Linked DNA regions of Homo sapiens: region 1 is linked to region 2. The links are chromatin loops, found by intact Hi-C in ENCODE. Cell type or tissue: heart right ventricle. All regions are shown on one strand. Each heading gives the region's core, and the rest is flanking DNA. Links, peaks and the distances in the headings are about the cores only.

Region 1 (10,233 bases), core at 1,529-9,528, 57 kb after region 2:
ACTTGCCTAAGACTTTACAACCAGGTGACCTTTAGAATATTTTTCACATTACACAGCCTTTACTCTCCCTGTTTTTAAGCTATTCAGATTTTTAACAGATCGCAAATCGGCAAACCAAATCACTGCATGTTGCTTCAATTCTGTCTTGCCAAAGAAGAAAAATCTGCTGCTTTGGATTCATTTCAACAGTTGGAAATTCAGACCATCACATTTTAAATCTCAGATGTTCCCCACTGTGTCCACATCACATAAATCAGTGAGTGAACCGATACCCACATGTTTGTGAAGCCAGTTCTCTCACAACTAAAGCATAATGTCCTTTGGAATGGAGAGGCAAATTTAAGTGGATTCTGCAGCAGTGGGTGTCATAATTCTGGAAGCACAATGTGGCCCTCAGCGAAGGCACAAGCAAGTGCTATTGGCAAGCAGAAAGAGAGTTCTCTATTAAACAATTTTTTGAAGTACAAAATTAACATGCTATTTTCATCTGATGGGGAAAAATAAAAGACAACCTGCAACACATTAAGTTTCTGTCTTCATGGAAAGAGAAAAAAAAAAAAGAACTCTGTATTTTCTAACGAAGCTTACCAGTGATTAACAGGTCTATCTGAACTCATAGAATAAGTTTCATGCAAAGAACCGGCAAGGTCAATAAATAATGTGAGGACAAAGAAGCAACTCTGAGAGCAATTAAGCTCTAGGACCTTTAGGGTTTCTTTCAGGAAATGCAAATCTCCAAACAACAGAATCACATACACACATTGGAAATAACTAATAAGTGGCTTCTGATTTTTTTCTTGGATATACATAATTACCAATTGAATAATCAGCAAAATGTATGCTGGAGTTCACTAGGGTCTTCCTATTACATCACGGGGTTCTTATCCAGAGTATCACAATCTTTTTCTCTCCTTTCACCACATATCTTAGTCTACACTGCACACAAGGCTAAGGAGAAAACTATTGAGCTTGGCCTTTTGTGTTTATCGAGATGGACTAGGTTCCACTAGAGTGAACTGATCCCATGAGTCTCAGTGACTTAAAACAAAAAAGGTTTATTTCTAGCTCATGTTATATATCTATCGTGCACTGGGCTGGGAGTGCTGCTCATCGCATCTCTCAAGGACTCAGACTAATGAAGCATCCACCATCTGGAGCTCTGCCAATCACAGGGCAGATGCAGCTCACCACAAGTCACTCACTGGCTGTAAATGAAGGGACACGAGTCACTTCTGCTCACATTTCACTGGGCCACTGAAGTCACCTGGCCATGCTCAACACCAAATATAGGGAAATTCAATCTTATAACACAGCCAAGGGAGAGAACCAGAAACATTCAGTGGACAGTACTAACAACTGCTGCGGGCTTTATTTACTCCCTGCCTGTTTTTGCCCACTTCCATTTATCCATTTTAGAAAATCTTTCTGAGGGCATTTTTTTTCTTGAGACGGAGTCTTGCTCTTGTTACCCAGGCTGAAGTGCAATGGCACGATCTCAGCTCACCGCAACCTCTGCCTCCCAGGTTCAAGCAATTCTCCTGCCTCAGCCTCCCAAGTAGCTGGAATTACAGGCACCCACCACCACACCTGGATAATTTTGTATTTTTAGTACAGATTGAGTTTCTCCATTTTGGTCAGGCTGGTCTAGAACTCCTGACCTCAGGTGATTCGCCCGCCTCGGCCTCCCAAAGTGCTGGGATTACAGGCGTGAGCTACCGCACCCAGCTCTGAGGGCATTTTAACTACAGAAAACTCTTCCAGGTGCCAACTGGGTCACAAAGGTGAACCACACAGAAATCCTATCTTTTTTTTTTTGAGATGGAGTCTCACTCTGTCACCCAGGCTGGAGTGCAGTGGCGCGATCTTGGCTCATTGCAACCTCTGCATCCCGGGTTCCAGAAATTCTCCTGCCTCAGCCTCCCAGAGTAACTGACACTACAGGTGTGCATCACCACACCTGGCTAATTTTTGTATTTTTAGTAGAGAAAGGGTTTCGCCATGTTGGCCAGGCTGGTCTCAAACTCCTAACCTCAGGTGATCCGCCCACCTCGGCCTACCAAAGTGCTGGTATTACAGGCATGAGCCACTGCACCCGGCCCAGAAATCCTATGTTTAGGGGGATTATTATCTAGCAGAGGAGAGAAAATCGGATAGATAGATAGATAGATAGATAGATAGATAGATAGATAGATAGATAGACAGAGAGAGAGATAGAGAGATAGATAGATAGATAGATAGATAGATAGATAGATAGATAGATAGATAAATAGAAAGAGAAGGATGCATGGATGGCGGATGGATGGATAGATAGATAGATAGATAGATGGCATGTAAGATGAAAATGCCAAGTGCCAATAAAAAGAAGCATACAAGGTTCAATGAGAGTTTAAACGAAGGAGGTTTTAGCCATAGGAAGTTTCATTTGAGGAAATGACATCTGAGAAAGGCTTTGTAGAACATAGTGAGATCTGGGCATGTGGATGTCCCGGCAGTGAGAATGACATGAGTAGAGGCAGAAAAGCAGGACATGCCAGTTCATGTGCACAGAATGGCAAAATAGTTAGGTTGAATGATGTTGAGAACATTAAAGAAGGAAGAGGAGGAAAGAGAAGAAAAAGGGAGAGGAAGAAGCAATTCTTTTTGACCAGAGGAAAGGGGGAGGCAGTGGGGACAGGGTAAGACTTGCACAATAATCCACATAAGAGTGACAAAGGCCTTACCTACAGTAGGCCCATCACAATTGTGAGGAAGGAATAGCTCTACTTTCAAACCATATATCCCATGAGAAAGCTCAGCTTTTCCATCGCTCCTTCATCTGACCTAGAAAATACAATTCACCTTTCCCTCTATCTACCCAAGCCTGAAGGCCTGGAGGTTTGCAGCTTGGATCTGATAAAAGAAGAGAGGTCAAATGGGGAGACTCATCTCTACTGAGAGATTGGCTTCTGGCCATGTCACCCAACCAAGAGAATGTTCCCTTTATCATTAAAGGGAGTTAACTCCCAATAAATACTTGTTCTATTTGTCCTGAGTTTGTTTCCTATCTCCAAGGATGTTTCTGAAGCCACTCCTTAAGGACTGACCTGCAGGGCTTAATTTATGACTGTTTGTTCTAGAGTCTGCAATCCCTCCTTCTCTCTGGATTTAATTTCAGTGTTTTGGCACTTAAATGGCCAATCCGGCTAGGCCCTGCCATGAGCCTCTGACCATCACAAGAGTGTACAGCTTATTTTATACAGAGGACCCTTCTTTTAGGACCTTTCACGCGCACCAAACCTGACTGTTTTTGCTACTTCCATTGCTTCTACATAAACAGTGAAATTTGCCCGTGATTGGAAATTGTTTCTTACTACTGACCAGTTTCTTCATTAGGGAACTCTGTGCTGTTCTTCCCACTGCTCCAATAGACAAAAGACTTTCACTGCCACCCCAAGGAGATGGTCACAGCCAGAAGGATCCTTAGGGTTCACCAAGATCCACAGAGAAGCAATAATAGTCCTAGGATAATCTGGGACTTGCCTCTCGGAGTGCGTGCTGTCACACTGTGTACTCTGACTTTCATACCAAAAATGCTCATAGAAGTCAAAATCAGAAGAATGACCCTGCTAATGATGCCAAGGTCTGAAACACTAAAAGATAAGGGCTAGGCTATTTCCCAGGAAGCCTGGACTTTCGAATCCACACACAAATGACTCATCAATCCTAGAACACTGCTTTTTACCATACCCCTTTATAGAATAAACAATGCACTACTGATTTCATTCTTGACTATATAGAATTTTTTGTACTTTTTCTCCAGTGTTCACATTATTTTACATTTTACGTACGTTCCATGTCTGCAAAATACTTTAGAATTCAACCAATATTTAATGACTAAGTATACACAGTGAGACACTATGCTATATGCTACAGAGTAATAATTAAGTCCCTGTAGACCGAAAAAAAAAAGGACAAACTTAACTATATTTAATTCCCTAAGAGAATTCTGGGCAAGCTATTATGCAAGTCAATGAAGTTAAAAATCAGAGCAATTTTACCTATACCTACATTTTACGTATACTTCCAGAGCAAAATATAGGTAAAGAGGTGATATTTAATGAGACAGGGCGCATTCAGCATAGTATGGCCATAGACAAGAGTTGACATTTGAGAGGTGCCTTCAAGAAGAGATAAAATTTCCAGAAGAGCAATGGATCAGGTGAATAGTTCAGGTGGAAAGACTGACAGAGCAACAGGAAAGCATTGAGCGTAATATCTGGGGAACAATAGGAAGGTCTAGCTTTATCAAGGGAATGAGTAGGAGAAATGATGGAAAAACTATTTCAGGACAAGTAGGTACAGGCCTTTAAAAGCCCAGAGAAGGAATCCATTGTAATGCAATAGGCAAATGGGAGCTACTGGTGGCTTCTGAACAGGGAAATGACATCACCAAAATTAAGCCTTAAGATGATCCTCTCTAATCTCAAGCTCCACCTCTTCTTCCTTGTTAGTCTCCATTTACACTGTTCTGACCTTCTCTTCCTCAGAGGCCTTTGCATTTGCCATCTCCTTTACAAAGACCTCATCTGACTCCAGACTACCATGTGGTTGGAGCTTTCTTAAAATTAGGTATCTGCGGCTGGGCGCAGTGACTCACGCCTGTAATCCCAGCACTTTGGGAGGCTGAGGCAGGCAGATCACAAGGTCAGGAGCTCGAGACCAGCCTGACCAACATAGAGAAACCCCATCTCTACTAAAAATACAAAAAATTAGCCGGGCATGGTGACAGACACCTGTAATCTCAGCCACTCAGAAGGCTGAGGCAGGAGAATTGCTTGAACCCGGGAGGCGGAGGCTGCAGTGAGCCGAGATTGCGCCACTGCACTCCAGCCTAGGCGACAGTGGGAGACTCTGTCTCAAAAAAAAAATAGGTATCTGCTCAAGTGTTCCTCCTCAGTGAGTCTCCCTGACCAACTAAATGAGTTCTCTCACCCTTGGTCACACTTTAGTCTACTAACATGTTGCTTTCCAACATCACCTATCATAATTTGAAATAATTTTACTCATGTCATTACTGGATTATGGCTTGTCTCCTCCCACTATAACGCAAGCACCGTGTGAGCAGACAAATGTAATTGTATTGTGCCTAGTAGAATGGCTGATAAAATAGGTACTCAATAACTATTTTAACAGCTTTACTGAGATATAATTCACATACCAAACAAATCACCCATTTAAAGCAGTGGTCCCCAACCTTTTCGGCACCAGGGACCGGTTTCACGGAAGAAAATTTTTCCATGGACAGGGGAGGGGGCAATGGTTTTGGGATGAAACTGTTCCATATCAGATCATCAGGCATTAGTTAGATTCTCATAAGGAGCACGCAACCTAGATCCCTCACATGCACAGTTCACAACAGGGTTCGCCCTGCTACAAGAGTCTACCGGCCCCACTGATCTGACAGGAAGTGGAGCGGCTCACCTGCCCCTTACTTCCTGCTGTTCAGCCTGGTTCCTAACAGGCCACGGACCGTATCAGTCCATGGCCTGGGGGTTAGGGATCCCTGCTTTCAAGCAGAATATTAAATTGTTTTTAGTATGTTTACAAAGTTGTACAAAAATCACCATAATCAGTGTTATTATTTTTTGAGACAGTGTCTTGCTGTCATCCAGGCTGGAATGCAGTGGCACCATTACGCTTACTGCATCCTCAAAATTCTTGGGCTCAAGCCCTCTTTCTGCCTCAGCTTGCCAAGTAGCTGGGACTACAGGCTACCATGCCCTGCTAATTTTTTATTTTTATTTTTTTCTTTTGTAGAGACCAGAAGGTGTCACTTTATTGCCCAGGCTGGTCTTGAACTTCTAGCCTCAAGTGATTCTCCCACTTTGACCTCCCAAAGTGTTGGGATTACAGGCAACAGCCAGTGAGCCAGGTCAACAATCTATTTTAGAACATTTCATCACCTCCCAAAAAATCTCATACCTATTAGCAGCCACTCCCCATTTCCCACCAACCCTTCCAGCCTTACCCAACCACAAATCTACCCTCTGTCTCTATAGATTTGCTAAATCCGGACATTTTATATAAACAGAATGATACAATAATGTGGCCTTTTGTGACTGGTTCCTTTCACTTAGAATAATATTTTCAAGGTTCATCTACATTGTAGCATGTATCAAAACTTCATTTCCATTGTGAAAAAATATTCCATAATATTAATATGAATACACCAAATTGTATCCATTTATCCGTTGATAGACAGTTGGATTGTTTCTGCTTTTTGGCTACTGTGAATAATGATGGCATGAACACTTATCTACAAGATTTTGTGTGGACAAATGTTTTCATTTCTGTTGGGTATACATTTAGGAGAGAACTGCTGGGTCATAGAGTAGCTGTATGTTTCACCTTTTGAGGAACTGCCAGACAGTTTTCCAAAGTGGTCTCACAGCTTTACATTCCCATTAGCACATTCCCATTGTAAATTGGAGAATTGCAATTTCTCCACATTCTCATCAACACTTGTAATGATCTGTCTTTTTTATTATAGCCATCCTAGTGAGTGTAAACCAGTAGCTTATTGAGGTTTGACTTACATTTCCCTGGTGACTAATGATGTTATACATCTTTAGATGTGCTTCTTGCCCATTTGCATATGTGCTTTGGAAAAATGTCTACTCAGATATTTTGTGCCCATTTTTAATTGAGAAATTGGTCTTTTATTATTGAGAGTGAGAATTCATTACATATTTTGGGTACAAGTCTTCCTCAGATATGATTTGCAAATATTTACTCCCATTCTGTGGGTTGTCCTTTCACTTTCTTCACGGTGTCCCTCAACAACTATTTTTTAAATAAAACAATGAATAGAATTAATCTTTTATGACAAAGGAAACCTGTGACTGGCTCATAAATATGTGACAAATTCATGGCAGGGCTGGATCTAGAAGGGTGACTCAAGTCACCTGTTTTCAGCTTTGAGTTTCCTTCACTGGTTCCCAGCATTGTCCAACCAGCCCAGGAGCAATGACATCATCCCGTGATGAGTCAAAGAATGCAGCATTTGGCAAATTGGTCCGTGAGCACCAAATTGAAAGACGCCCCATAGTTAAAAATAAAGAAAAAAAGGTCTTGCTGGAAGCTAGCCTGTAATAAATCCTAAGTGGCCTACAATTTTGTTTTCTTTGAGAAACTTCGAAATTGATGAATGGGGTTCCCACTGACACACAAACATATTAGTTAAATGAAACTAGAATAGGCACAGGATGAGTAGGCAGTATCTTTCTAAATTTACATTATGGATATTTGCTTATAAAATTATAGGCCCTGGGATGATCTCCCCTCCCTGCTCTGTATTCAGACTACCCAGCTTTATTTTGGTTGAGGATCTCCCACCAGAGAAAACAAGGTACAAGCATGGGAACATGGATATACAGAGATCTGGTATATTTTTACAGCTGTAAGAGCTTCTCAGTATAGAAAAATACCAGACCTTAAGAACTTATTACAAAAATATCATCCCTTAAATACTTATTTTATATATATATATAATATATATATATAATATATATTTTATATATATATATACACACACACACATATATACACACATGCACATACACATACAGAGAGAGACAGAATATAAACAGTTTGTTATACTGGGAAAGGCATCAAGGAAAGACTTGCTTTTAACTAGGTTCAAATCTTAACTAGGTTCAATGCTGGCATGGTATCCAAAATGTAATTTTCCCAGGATAGAATTAACCTCTCAGATAATGTATAGAAAATTAAAATAGAAACTTAAATACTTCTTTTGTGATGCTAACCTCAATTAACAATCAGATTACCATACAAATGTAAACAAGATTAATCTATTATATAGAGCAATCTAAAAATGTTATATGTGATAGAGCAATCTATAAATAATTTTAAAGACTCATTTTAAAACTTATCTGTATTCCTATAAGGTAGTAAAGTTTAGGCTAAGAATACATGAAAGGCATGTTCAGAACACAGCTTTGTTGTACTATATAAAATACGTATTTAAAGGGCAGAATACATGAAATGTGAATAAATTATAGTTATAATTATCTGTTATAATACTGAGATGGAAAGTAGACTATGTGACAACCTAAGCTAAAAGTCAACCTAAAATGTGAGATAGTATAGACCATTTTAAAAAATCATCCTTAAATATTGTGTCCTGGTTTTACATTCTCTGTTTCCACTGTCCCCTCTATATTCAGTGTTCAACACGATCTTCAGTTTTTAAACCAAATATGGGAGTTGAAAGCAATCATCCATGTGTCTGTCTTTATCCCTTAAGTTGGTAAGGGACCTGCAGTGCAAATAATAGCACACAGATGTGTAAAGCAGAGATAATACCTACATTTATCCAAAGAGAATGAAATACGGGGTAAGCTTCATGTTTATCTGCCCAGTGGACATATCAGCACAAATTGCTTGGAATCCTCTTCTTCCACGCACTGATAACCCCTCAAATACTTCAGCCTCTGTTTCTTGACTCTTTCCAACCCATTAGACTTCGCCTGTTCTCTGCCTGGTCGTCTCACCTGCATCTCCATACCCTGGACCTTATCATTGAGCAGAACAACTCTAGCTAGTAGCTTACAAAAAAATAAAAATACTCTCTGGGTTGGCTCTCATCTTTCTGCTTCTACCACTCTTATCAAGCTGGCCATCCATTTTTCTTTTGTTTGTAAAGCCGCTATGGCCACCCTATTCCATTGGTCCAGTAGTCCTATTTTGGCCCCACCACCTTCCTCACAGACTATGGTCAACCACTTCAGAAGTGGCACCTTTTATATTCAAGAACTGTTTGCCTCCTAGTTTCCCAGAGTCTTCTTTCGCCTTCTCTCTTACTCTGGTAAATTCAAACTCCTTGTTTTGTCCTTTTCTTTTTTTTTTTTTTTTTTTTTTTTTTTTTAGATGGTGTCTCACTCTGTCACCCAGGCTGAAATGCAGTGGCGCGATCTTGGCTCACTGCAACCTCCACCTCCTGGGTTCAAGCGATTCTCCTGCCTCAGCCTCCTGAGTAGCTGGGATTACAGACGCTCGACACCACACCCCGCTAATTTTTGTATTTTTAGTAGAGATGGGGTTTTGCCATGTTGGCCAGGCTGGTCTCGAACTCCTGACCTCAGGTAATCTGCCCGCCTTGGCCTCCCAAAGTGCTGGGATTACAGGCGTGAGCCACCACGCCCAGCCTGTTTTGTCCTTTTCTAATCTCAGGCTCCTGAACATTCATGAGAAAGGCACAAAACAATACAGACTGGTTCATTTTTTCTTTTTTCACTCACTCATTTAATCACTACTCACTGCGCAATGGCTAAGGACAAGCAGCAAATAACCTCATTGCTATTTGGTACATTTTTATATAGTCATCAATCATTAATTGTTATCAGCATTTCCTAAAAGTGTTCCAAAATACTGAAGTATCCAGACATCCATTTCCTCCAGTTCCCGCTGCTCCAACTTGCCACAGGTGGTCTTCATCTTTTTTTTTTTTTTTTTAAGTTCTGGGATATATGTGCAGAACATGCAGGTTTGTTACACAGGTATACATGTGCCATGGTGGTTTGCTGCACCCATCAACCCGTCATCAAGGTTTTAAGCCCTGCATGCATTAGGTATCTGTCCTAATGCTCTCCCTCCCTTTTCCCGCCACCCCCAACAGGCTCCAGTGTGTGATGTTCCCCTCCCTGTGTCCATGTGTTCTCACTGTTCAGCTCCCACTTATGAGTGAGAACATGTGGTGTTTGGTTTTCTGTTCCTGTGTTACTTTGCTGAGAATGATGGCTTCCAGCTTCATCCATATCCCTGCAAAGTACATGAACTCATTCTTCTTTATGGCTGCATAGTATTCCATGGTGTATATGTGCCACATTTTCTTTATCCAGTCTATAATTGATGGGCATTTGGGTTGGTTCCAAGTCTTTGCTATTGTAAATAGTGCTGCAATAAACATACGTGTTCATGTGTCTTTATGATAGAATGATTTATAATCCTTTTAAGTGACTGAGATTGAGGCCACTCTATACTTCCTTTCCTCCTCAGCGGAATTCCTCTGACTCGCCACTCGCCCTTCCTTCCTCTTTAGTCTGAGGCACCAACGTTTCTCTTCCTTTCCAGATGGACTTTTTATCCCTCTTTACTTACACCCTGCATGCCCCCTGCCCACGTGCTCACTGTGTTTCTCCTGTACCACACACTGTTCTAGGTGCTGGGGATACA
Region 2 (10,233 bases), core at 771-8,770:
AGGCGGAGGTTGTGGTGAGCCGAGATCATACCATTGCACTCCAGCCTCGGCAACAAGAGTGAAACTCTGACTCAAAAAAAAAAAAGGCTGGGCACTGCCCTTGAGGCGCTCACAGCCCAGTGAGGGAGTTATTAGAATACCAAATGACATGTCTTTAGCAACAGAGGAATCCCCTTGGTCCCTTCATGTTCTAAAATGTTCTATCAGGCAACCTTTTGAAAGCTTTAGCATGCTCTTACCACTAAACTGCATTGTATGAAATGGGCCAACAACACAGAAAATAGGCACCCAAGCTTAATCCTCAAGGACTGTTTGTGAAAGCTGTTCCCTTAAGGTACATCATAGCTGCTTCCAGGCTCTGCATTAGAAAATGTTGCTCTCCACATACACGCCATGGAATACTATAAAGCCACAAAAAAGAATGAAATCATGTCGTTTGCAGCAACACGGATGCAGCTGGAGACCATTGTCCTAAGCAAATTAATGCAGGAACAGAAAACCACATGCCGCTATGTTCTCACTTACAAGTGGGAGCTAAACATTGGGTACTCATGGACATAAAGATGGCAACAGCAGATACTGGGGGCTACTAGAGGGCGGAAAAAGTAACTATTGGGCACTATGCTCACTACCTGGATAATGGGATCAATTATACCCCAAGCTTCAGCATCAGGCAATATACCCATGTAACAAAACTGCACATTCACCCCCTGAACCTAAAGTAAAATAGAAGTTGATATTATTAAAGAAAAAAATAAATAAATAAAACACTTAAAAAAGGGGTGGAAATGTTACCCTGTATTTGCAGTAAGATTCAAGAGGAAATGGATTACCTCCTTCCCCCCTTGAAGACTATTTCCTAAGGCTACCTGTGACCCAGATCAAGAGGACCAAAAGCCATATAGAGGCAGAACTAGTTCTCCTTTATGTTAAAGATATAACTTTAACATAAAGTGCTTAAGGGTTTTTCACAACATACACTGTGGTAGAAATAGGATGGACAAAACCAGATGGTTCTAGATCTAATTCTAGGAAGCATTACATAGTATGTGACCCTGCCCAAGTGACTGAACTTATCTAATTTATTTGTTTTTCTCATTTTGTTGTGAGCCAAAGTGCAGGGCACATAATAGGTATTTGGTAGAAAATGGTTCTCTTCCAATTCCACTACCACCCTTCCTACAAAATTGTCACATATGTTTAATGACAGGTCAAGTGGACACCCTGGAAGTGAAAACATGGGTAGGTTCACCTGCTATTCATTAAATTTCATTGAAATCTGTAAAACCACTAAAAGAGATCTACCTCTATAGCGAGAAGAAAGACTTTTTTCAAGAGCACATTCCCATGAGATTGGGATGGCAAGTTGCTCTCCTTATGGGCAATGTATCCAATAAATAACCTACTTGTAAGTAGATCTTAAAAAGTTATTGTTGAGGGGAGACACTTCAGCTGACAACCATGATGTCATTTTCCAATTTGATGCTGCTACACACTGTTCAAAATACAGTAGAGTTTTTGTTTCACAGTCACCATTGCAAGAAATATCCGACAGGCATTTGGGCCAGTCCCCACCAATACACAATCTGTCAAGATTGACTTCTGAAGAGATTGTTCCTTTTTGTGACATGCCTCCAGTGTGGGGTATTGAGTACCCTTTCTAGCCCTGCCTCAGTATAGGTTAGTACGTACCCAAAGTGTTAACCTCAGAGTGATTCCTAGAGACACCGGTTGACACAAGGGCTTAGGGCCAAGAGAGGTCAACACAGCATCTAAGGGCAACACACCCTGAAGTGTGTTGATCCTTGCACTGGACTTGTCTACCTTATGACACCTTTCATCTACCCTCTGGTATATCTGTCTATAATGTGTCCCTGATAGCTCACATGCTGCTGAACTTAGTCCATGTTCCCAATTACAAACCACATCACTGCTAGTAATCTGTAGCCCTCGGGTGGTGGTTGCAGAGTTTAGGATATTGTTCTTCCCAAGAATCCCCTCTTATTTTGGAATCAGTGACTGAAAAAGCAAACAACTGGCTTTCTACATTCATTAATTTTTACTTCATAGACCTAAGAATGGGGGAAATAGCCTTACCAAAAAAGTCACCAATAGGCAGTATGATAATTAATTTTATGTGCCCACTTGACTAGGCCACAGGGTGCCCGGATTAAATACTCTCTTTGGGTATAACTGTGAGGGTGTTTCTGGATAGGATCAGCATCGAATTGGTGGGCTCAGTAAAATGAATTGCCATCCCCAATGTGGGTGGGCATCACTCAATCCACTGATGGCCTGAATAAAACAAAAAGCAGAAGAAGGGAGGATGCATTCCCTTCCCACGTGCCTGCATGAGCTGGGGCACTGGTCTTCTGCCCTAGGGCTGGGATTTCCATCAGTGGCTCCCCTGGTTCTCAGACCTTTGGACTCAGGCTGGAATTACACTACTGGCTTTCCTGGGTCTCTGGCTTGCAGACGCAAATCGTGGGACCTCTCTCAGCTTCTGTAATCAAGTGAATCCACTCCTCATAATTAGTATCTCTCTTTCTCTCTCTCTCTCCACACACACACACACACACACACACACACATATACACACATACACATATATAGGATGTAAACAGGAGATGTATATCTCCTACTGGCCCTGGGTCCCTGGAGAACCCTAATACAGTGCGTACTAAAGGCCTACAAATTGCTTCACTTGGCTGCCTCTTGTGTCCTCCCACAGATGCTTTGCCTTTGGGGCAGGATCTAAGAGATCTTCCAGTTCAAACCCTTCATTTGACAAGCAAAGAACATGAATCCAAGTGGTATCACAACTTATTTGTGATAGGAAAGGTCTGTTCCCCCTCAGGCCTGCCTCTGGACTACTATTCCACCACCATTTCACGGTCTAATCCTTGATGCTTGGCTTTGACATGGAATTGAACCAATATGGATTAATGCTCCCCCACCCCCGCCATTGGCATGAAGAGAAAAGATGCTATTTAAAACAAAGTTTTGGCTTCCTAAACAAATTGTTGATTTGGAATATGGCCTACAAGGAAATAGCCTTGTTACACCTATATAGTAGATACGCAATGAGCACTTAATTAATACATGAAGTTGAAATGGACCATGAATTAACAAAGGCATTCATCAAACCAAAATTCTACTGCTATTAGTCATACATTGGCATTCATGGGCTTTATTCCCTCACCCATACATCAACATGCACACACCTAGTAACCATCAAGTATCAAGGACAAACATCCCAGGTGCAAAGCACAGACTCTCCGCTTACGGAAGGCAGGTGGGGTGGTGCTAGCTGCCCCATAACTCACTGCGTTGTTGGCATGTTTTTTTCAACTGTGTCCTAAACACAAGCTTTATTTCATTGCTTTTATCTCAAGGTGTGGTTAAATATTTGAAAACATTAAGATAATGTCAGAAAGAGGGTTCTAGAATACTCTCAATGTAAGCACACTAGTCAAGCAATTAAATATTCACTGTCTTGAGTGAAAAAAATTAAAAAAGAAAAACATTATAATATAAGATATTTTTAGAACTCTGACTTGGTGTTCTGGCCAAAGAACTTTCACCCAGTTATGATCTGAGCTACCTAAGTATGGAATTTAGATTTCCCTGGTATTCTGGCCAGTGCCTTCTTGAACCCATATACACAATTGAGCATGTTCTCTTGAGGAAAAAAAACGATGCAGCAGAAAGTGTCATCAAATGTGCTCACCAAGAACCACAATGACAGTCCAGATACTCTCCCTACATAGCTTCGAATCCTCTCAACAAAAGAAGCAGTTGGATGTTGTTTCCATTTTCCAGATAGAGAAACTGAGATTCAAAAAGGTTAAGCAAAGTGTCCAAGGCCACGTAAAAATGTGCAGAGCTGGGATGTGAACCCACTCCTAAGCCTCTGCTTTTTCCACTATATGGTATACGGTGACTGAATTTTTTTTTTAATTTTTATTTTTTTGAGACGAAGTCTCGCTCTGTCACCCAGGCTGGAGTGCAATGGCACGATTTCGGCTCACTGCAACCTTTGCCTCCTGGGTTCAAGCAATTCTCCTGCCCCAGTCTCCCAAGTAGCAGGGATTACAGGAGCGTGCCACCATGCCCGGCTAATTTTTGTATTTTTAGTAGAGACGGGGTTTCACCATGTTGGTCAGGCTGATCTCGAACTCCTAACCTCGTGATCCGCCCGCCTCGGCCTCCCGAAGTGCTGGGATTACAGGCATGAGCCACTGTGCCCAGCCAGCTGAATTATTTTTTAACCAAAAGTAAAAACGAACTCAAACAAATGCTCTAACACTACCCCCAGCCCACACCTGGCATGAAGTCTACACCTCTTTAAGTTGGCTAAAAACCACAGGAAAACTAAATGTCAAGAGGCTGTATGTGGCAGACACTGTCAACAAAATGATTCAGGTGAAGATGCCGCTCTATAATTCTTATTCTTCCAAGTTGCTTATTTTAAACACAAAAGTTCCTTAGATTTTCACCATAAATTGTTAGAATTGAAAATGTGAGAATAATTTTAGAGGAAAGCTGTGATTTCCACAGGTCTGCCAAAGCCTGAAGCCCAGAAGAGCCAAGATTATGTTATTTTTCCCCAGAGTGGTATGTTAGTAGAGCCATCTCTCTCTCTTGTTGGATAAAGTATCCCCAAATGCTAACCTGTGAGCCGTGGCCCAATCTGATCTTTTAACTTTGCTTTTATATGGTAATTAAAAAGAGAAAGAAAAAGGAGAATAAAAAATTATGCTAATAAGAATAATAGCTATAATTTATTCATACAACAGTATTAGGAGTGTGGTTGGCATCATGTAAATGACATTATTATGGATGAGGAAACTGGGACTCAGGTTTCATTCTTTGCCCATGTTCCCACAGCTAGTGATTGGCAAAGCAGAATTCAGGCAAGATCTGACTCCAGAACCCATGCGATTAACCAACACACACACAGTGTCTTATGAAGCAAGAGGGGACCAGCTCTGGGTGTGCGCAGAGGCCCATTCAGGGCTGTGCTGCCACTCAGCACTTCTGTGGGTCCCATTTCAATTTCCGCCAGCCACTTGGGTGTGATGTCTTCCTGACATCAGTGAATTCACTGATGTGGCCACAGTGTACAGATGGGCCAAATTATGTGTGCCCATCACAAATGCTGGTTCTCGATCAGCTTCCAAATCTCTGCTGAGAGCTCCGTGAGCAGATGACAATGAGTGTCTACTTCAGCCTGCCTCTTTTCAAGGTTAGGCTGCACAGTGGAGCCAGGCACACACTCCAGCACCACAATTTAAAACCTACTATCTGTTCTCCTGCAAATACCCAGTTGTCAAAATGCAACAGTTTTGATTCTTATGAAAGAGCCACTCTACCGCATTCCTAGCCCTCAACATCCAGCTGGCTCCAGGATGAATCTGCCAAGACTCTCACCCCATGTGCTCGCTGATTGCCTGGCCCCTGGCCCAGCTGGATCTGCACCTGCCGAGTTGCCAGGCCTGGTGTGAAGCCAAGCGCTTTCTCCACATCCTCCTTTTGACCCAGGAGCTGAAGAAGTCTTTCTGAATGAGCTAAAGGAAGAACGACATATCCACCCTTCAGAGCCCACATCAAAGGCCTCCTCTTCTGAGAAACCACCCATGCTCCTTCCCAGCTCCTCCCAATCCTCAACTCCACTCAGAGAGGTCTTCCCTGACCACACTCTCTCAACGTGGCCCCCTCCCCCAGTTACTTGAGCACCACCCTGCAGACCTGCCTTCTAGTGCTCACCACAATCCCAATCCATGCTGGTTATTTATGTTTATCTGTTTATTTTCCATACCCGCACAGGAACCCTGTACTCTACCTGGGCAGTAACCTCACAGCCTCCATCCCTACTGCCCATGGTGAGCACAGCGCCGGGGATACAGCAGATAATCAATACCAGAATTAGTGCTGTCCAACAAAAAGAGAATGCAAGGCGTGCTAGTTTAAATTTACTAGTGTCCACATTGAAGATGCAAAAAGAAACAGTTGAGATGATTTTTTAACAATATGCTTTATTTAACCCAGCATATCCAAAATATTATCACTTCATCATGTAGGCGATATAAAAATTACTAATGAGCTATTTTACGTTCTCTGCCTTTAAAATCAGCTGTGTCCTTCACTTACAGCACATCTCAGTTTGGATGCCAAGTTTTCACCAGAGATATTTGATCTGCATTTAGATCTCATAAAATTGACAGTTGAAATAGGTTCATATACCCAAATCATATCAAACATACTTAAACATGTTCTAATAAGTCAAGTGTCAGTTGTAAAATTTGAATTTAAAGTTAATACAATTTAATTAAGTGAAATTAAAAATCCAGTTCCTCAGACGTACTAGCCACATGCCAAGCACACAATGGCCACAGTGGTTAGCGGCTGCCATATTCAGGAGTCAGATTTGAATGATTAAATGAGAGAACAAATGTATCAAACATTTTACAATATTGGTCATTTCATCAATTAAGTGTAAGGAAATTACTCTTGGCACCAATTGACTGAAAGGCCTTAAATTTCATAGATTTCCTCAGGAGCTTAAATCACTTTGTAGCAAGTGAGTGGCATTTTGTATCACTTTCATGTAGAGATGCACCAGCCCCAGGGGCTGGGCCACCAGTCAGAGGTGAAGCTACATAAGAGGCACCCGATGCAGTGACCTGGACTTCAGGTTCAGCTCAATCACAAGGACTCAGTTCAGTAGCAACAGTAGCTGATAGAATCAGGGACACTGCTAAGCCACACAGCTCTTTTGTTTGATTAGCAAGAAGCCATCTTCCTTCCAGGCAGATGTTACTTGATGCCATTCCTCTGGTACTTTACCTCTTTCCACTTTTCATTCTAACTAATTGTGGACATCATTTCAATTTCCTTATAGAAGAGTCATCTACTTGGTTTCTGGAGAGAGCCTTCTTCATCACTGTACAGGGTAGCCAGATGTGCCCATTTGACCAGGACAACTGAACTCAAGCCTGTTGCCCTGGTGTCATCTGCACTCCTTTTCACTCTCAAATTCTGGAAGAGTATAATTTATGGCAGAGCCTCTCAGGAACTGAGCTCCTGGCAGGCACTCGGGAAACAGCTGTCGAATGTTAATAAGTAGAGCACGGCTGGAGCACGAAGGAGAGCCGATGCTCATCTCTGGCCTTCTCTTCTATAAATATAAATTTAGGGAATAATAAATGCAACCCTGTGATATAGAAAAAGTGTAAACTGGCCTTTATAGTAATAAGATTTAATTTACAATCTTTGGCGTCTTAAATTTCCTTTTGTTCTTCAGCTGTTTTTCTTTATTCATGCCCTTTCACATGATCACATTCCCTCTGTTTTCCCAGAATATTAAAATTAGTTTTTTTCTCTGATAGTCTCTCTCTTGTCTTGCTTCTTCCCCAGCCCCTATTTCCTTTCAGGGATTAACTGCCCACAGAGTTTTGGATTTCTCACTCCTTCAGAAGTCTACACTATTGAGCTGCCCTGACCTCTGGTTGTTTCAAACTAATCCTATTCCTTCCAAGTCTTTCATTTATTTCCCCTTCAGTTCTCCAGCTTGTAAGAATATGACAATTGCTCTGACTGAGTCTTCTGACCTATAATCTAACAAAGGTAGGCAAAAGAAGAAAGAATTGTCTGTTTTATCTTTATTTCACAGTTGAAAAAAGACCTAAAATCTATTCTACGTTGCTTCTTCAATCTCCTTCACTCTCCAAGTCTTCACCTTACATACAGTTAGTTACACTTCTGTCTCCATCATAGAACACAGGTAGGATTACAAATGTGGACTTTGGTGTTGGACACATGAGTTTGAATCCTAGGTCCTCCACAAACTAGTGTCCAAAATTGCTTCTTCTGCCCTACATAGAATAGGAATTACAATATCTACCTCAGAGGGCTTTGCAACGTTTAAGTGGAACCATCACAGACCCACAGTGAGCACTCAACAGGCAGCTATTGTCTTTACCATAAAGCTTACCATACCTTACTCATTCCTATTTCTCCCCTGCACTAAGCACAGTGTTGTGCCCAGCACATGGTGAGTATCCAATAAATAGTCTTTTCAGTTGAATGTTTATTGCTGCAAATGAAACCAATGGGACTTGGTTCCCATAAGGATTCTTAAGTTTCACCGGCAAATATCTCCATTTGTGCCGTGGCCACAGAGTCGGCCCCGAGCCCAGCCACACTGGAGTATGTACAACTGCTGGACATGGGGCATTCAGCAAGAAGTTAACTGGGTTAATACAAACACTTCTCCAATCTGGGTAGGGAGCAGGGGGGATCATCGAATTACATGAGCAGCTCATAGTGGCTCAATAGCATCCTCTTTTAGTAAGAGCATGACATCCTGTAGTCTCATGTGTACATCAAACCTTAACCCATGCAAGGTGGAGCCCAAGCTTGTCAACATGGAACAAGCAGCCGTCTGTGACATGGTTCCTAGGGTATCTACCTCATCAGCCTGGCCCTCCTCACCCCACTTGCTCCATATTCACACACCTTAGCTTGAGCAACAATGAAATGTGGCCTAAACAATGCCACTCTCTGTCTTGCATCTGAAGTTTCCCCAGTCTTCTTCCTTAGAATGTCCTTGAGCCACTTCAATGTTTTTGTCCACTGGCAAACTTCTTCTTAAAGATTGGCTCAAGAGTCTTCCCTTCTCTGGAAAGATATTCTAGATTCAATTTTGTGTGCTCTTTCCTCAATGTTCCCTCCCTGTCATGAGCAAACTTTCTTCACAGGTCTTAAATGATCACTGCTCTCCTATTAATTGCCCCTCTCCCAGGCCTAAAAAATGTCATTTGTAATATTTTGTCCCCTAAGTTTCTATTTCTGCCAAATTGCAAGGTTAGACCTTTGAAGGAAGGCCAGTGTGCCACAATGTCAGCTTCTGTGTCTATCAGCCCTCTAGATTACCAATTCCTTGTTAAGCGACACAGGGGATGTGTAGTGTTGATTGAATGAATGGATAAATACAATGCTTTCAAGTTTACAATGTGCTTTTTGCACGAATTAACCTCTCTAACCTTCACACTACTCTGAGTTCTTATTATTACCATTTCCATTTCATACAGAAGGAAACTTTCACTCATAGAGCTAAATCGTTTGCCCAAATGTTCACTGTCAATGAAAGACAGAGACAGAACTAGTTCTTCTGACTCCAAATCAAGGGTCCAGAATCTTCCATGGGAAGGGAAAAGAAAAATCTTTGTGCATTATCTCACAGAGAGTCTCAAGCTCATGAATCTTACACAGGTAATGGCCTGGATCCTCAACACAGGTTTTGGCCTCTAAAGTTCATACTCTTCCCCTGAACCAAGCTGCCTCCAAGCTACACAACCCATGGATACACATGGGTACTCAGAAAACAGAATTCCTTCCATCTGTTTTTTATAGTCAGGTTGTGTAAATCACTGTTAAGCATACCGAGTAAAACAGCCTAATAAACTCGTTTCATTCTCCTCCCCTGAGCTGCACTCCATTCCAACTCAGACAGGAGCTTAGGGAGGTCAGGCCTTGAACACTATCGAGCCTGGATTGGGTCAGAGGCTGAGTTTATTCTAGGCCTGTTACAGGGGATTGTTCTCACCCAGGTATCATTTAAAGCTAAGTAGGTTTGCCCCAACTTAGACCTTAAATCTTACAACTGTGAATGCATTACATTCTGATTACTTTTTGCATAATCTTTTCATGTTTACAAAGTGGTTTTAAATCTTATTTGAGCTTCACAACCACCCAGTTAGATAGATAGGGCAGACATTGTTCCTAATGAATAACCGCCTGGAACAAACCTGAGATCTGAGATTTAAGGCTCAAAGTCATTGTTCTTTCCTCTGTTTCATAAACCATCATTCTCAGGTAAGAAAGGAGGATCCATTTGCCCGCTCTTAGATCCTTGGTGAAACACTAAATGATAACATAATCTCTCAAAATAGAATTACCTAAAAGAAAACAGTCACACCATACAACCACTGCAAAGCAACTGCTCTCTGTACCTTCATCATTGTTCCAAAAGTTTTCATTTTTTCTTCTTGACTAACAGGAAATGTTCATATTAATACTGCAGTGTATTCCAAAAGCATATTTTAGATTTTAAAAATGAGATGTGTAACAAATTAGATTAGAAAACAAAATGGCTAGACATGCAGGTTAGAACTTTTGGGGCAGATACTAACAAGCCAGCTATATATAATTAGGAGACAGCCGGATCCT

The links. A loop is a pair of places that touch in the nucleus more often than their neighbours do. Peaks named below come from ENCODE experiments on the same cell type or tissue, not always from the same donor. Only the 100,000 strongest peaks of a DNase experiment are listed, where the experiment ranks them.
Region 1: it touches region 2 in a loop (2.0-fold over the local background); 16 of 110 quality-filtered maps call a loop at or near these places.

Annotation. Positions count from the first base shown.
Region 1 is chr9:75,900,908-75,911,140 of GRCh38, reverse strand. The region is part of intron 1 of PCSK5 (proprotein convertase subtilisin/kexin type 5); the gene reads right to left. Among named protein-coding and RNA genes, the nearest start is that of PCSK5, 15 kb to the right of the region's middle. In heart right ventricle, for the core only: no CTCF peak of the experiment used is centred there; no DNase peak of the experiment used is centred there.
Region 2 is chr9:75,957,619-75,967,851 of GRCh38, reverse strand. All of the region lies in intron 2 of PCSK5 (proprotein convertase subtilisin/kexin type 5), which reads right to left. Among named protein-coding and RNA genes, the nearest start is that of PCSK5, 72 kb to the right of the region's middle. In heart right ventricle, for the core only: no CTCF peak of the experiment used is centred there; DNase peaks (open chromatin) are centred at 5,461 and 7,083.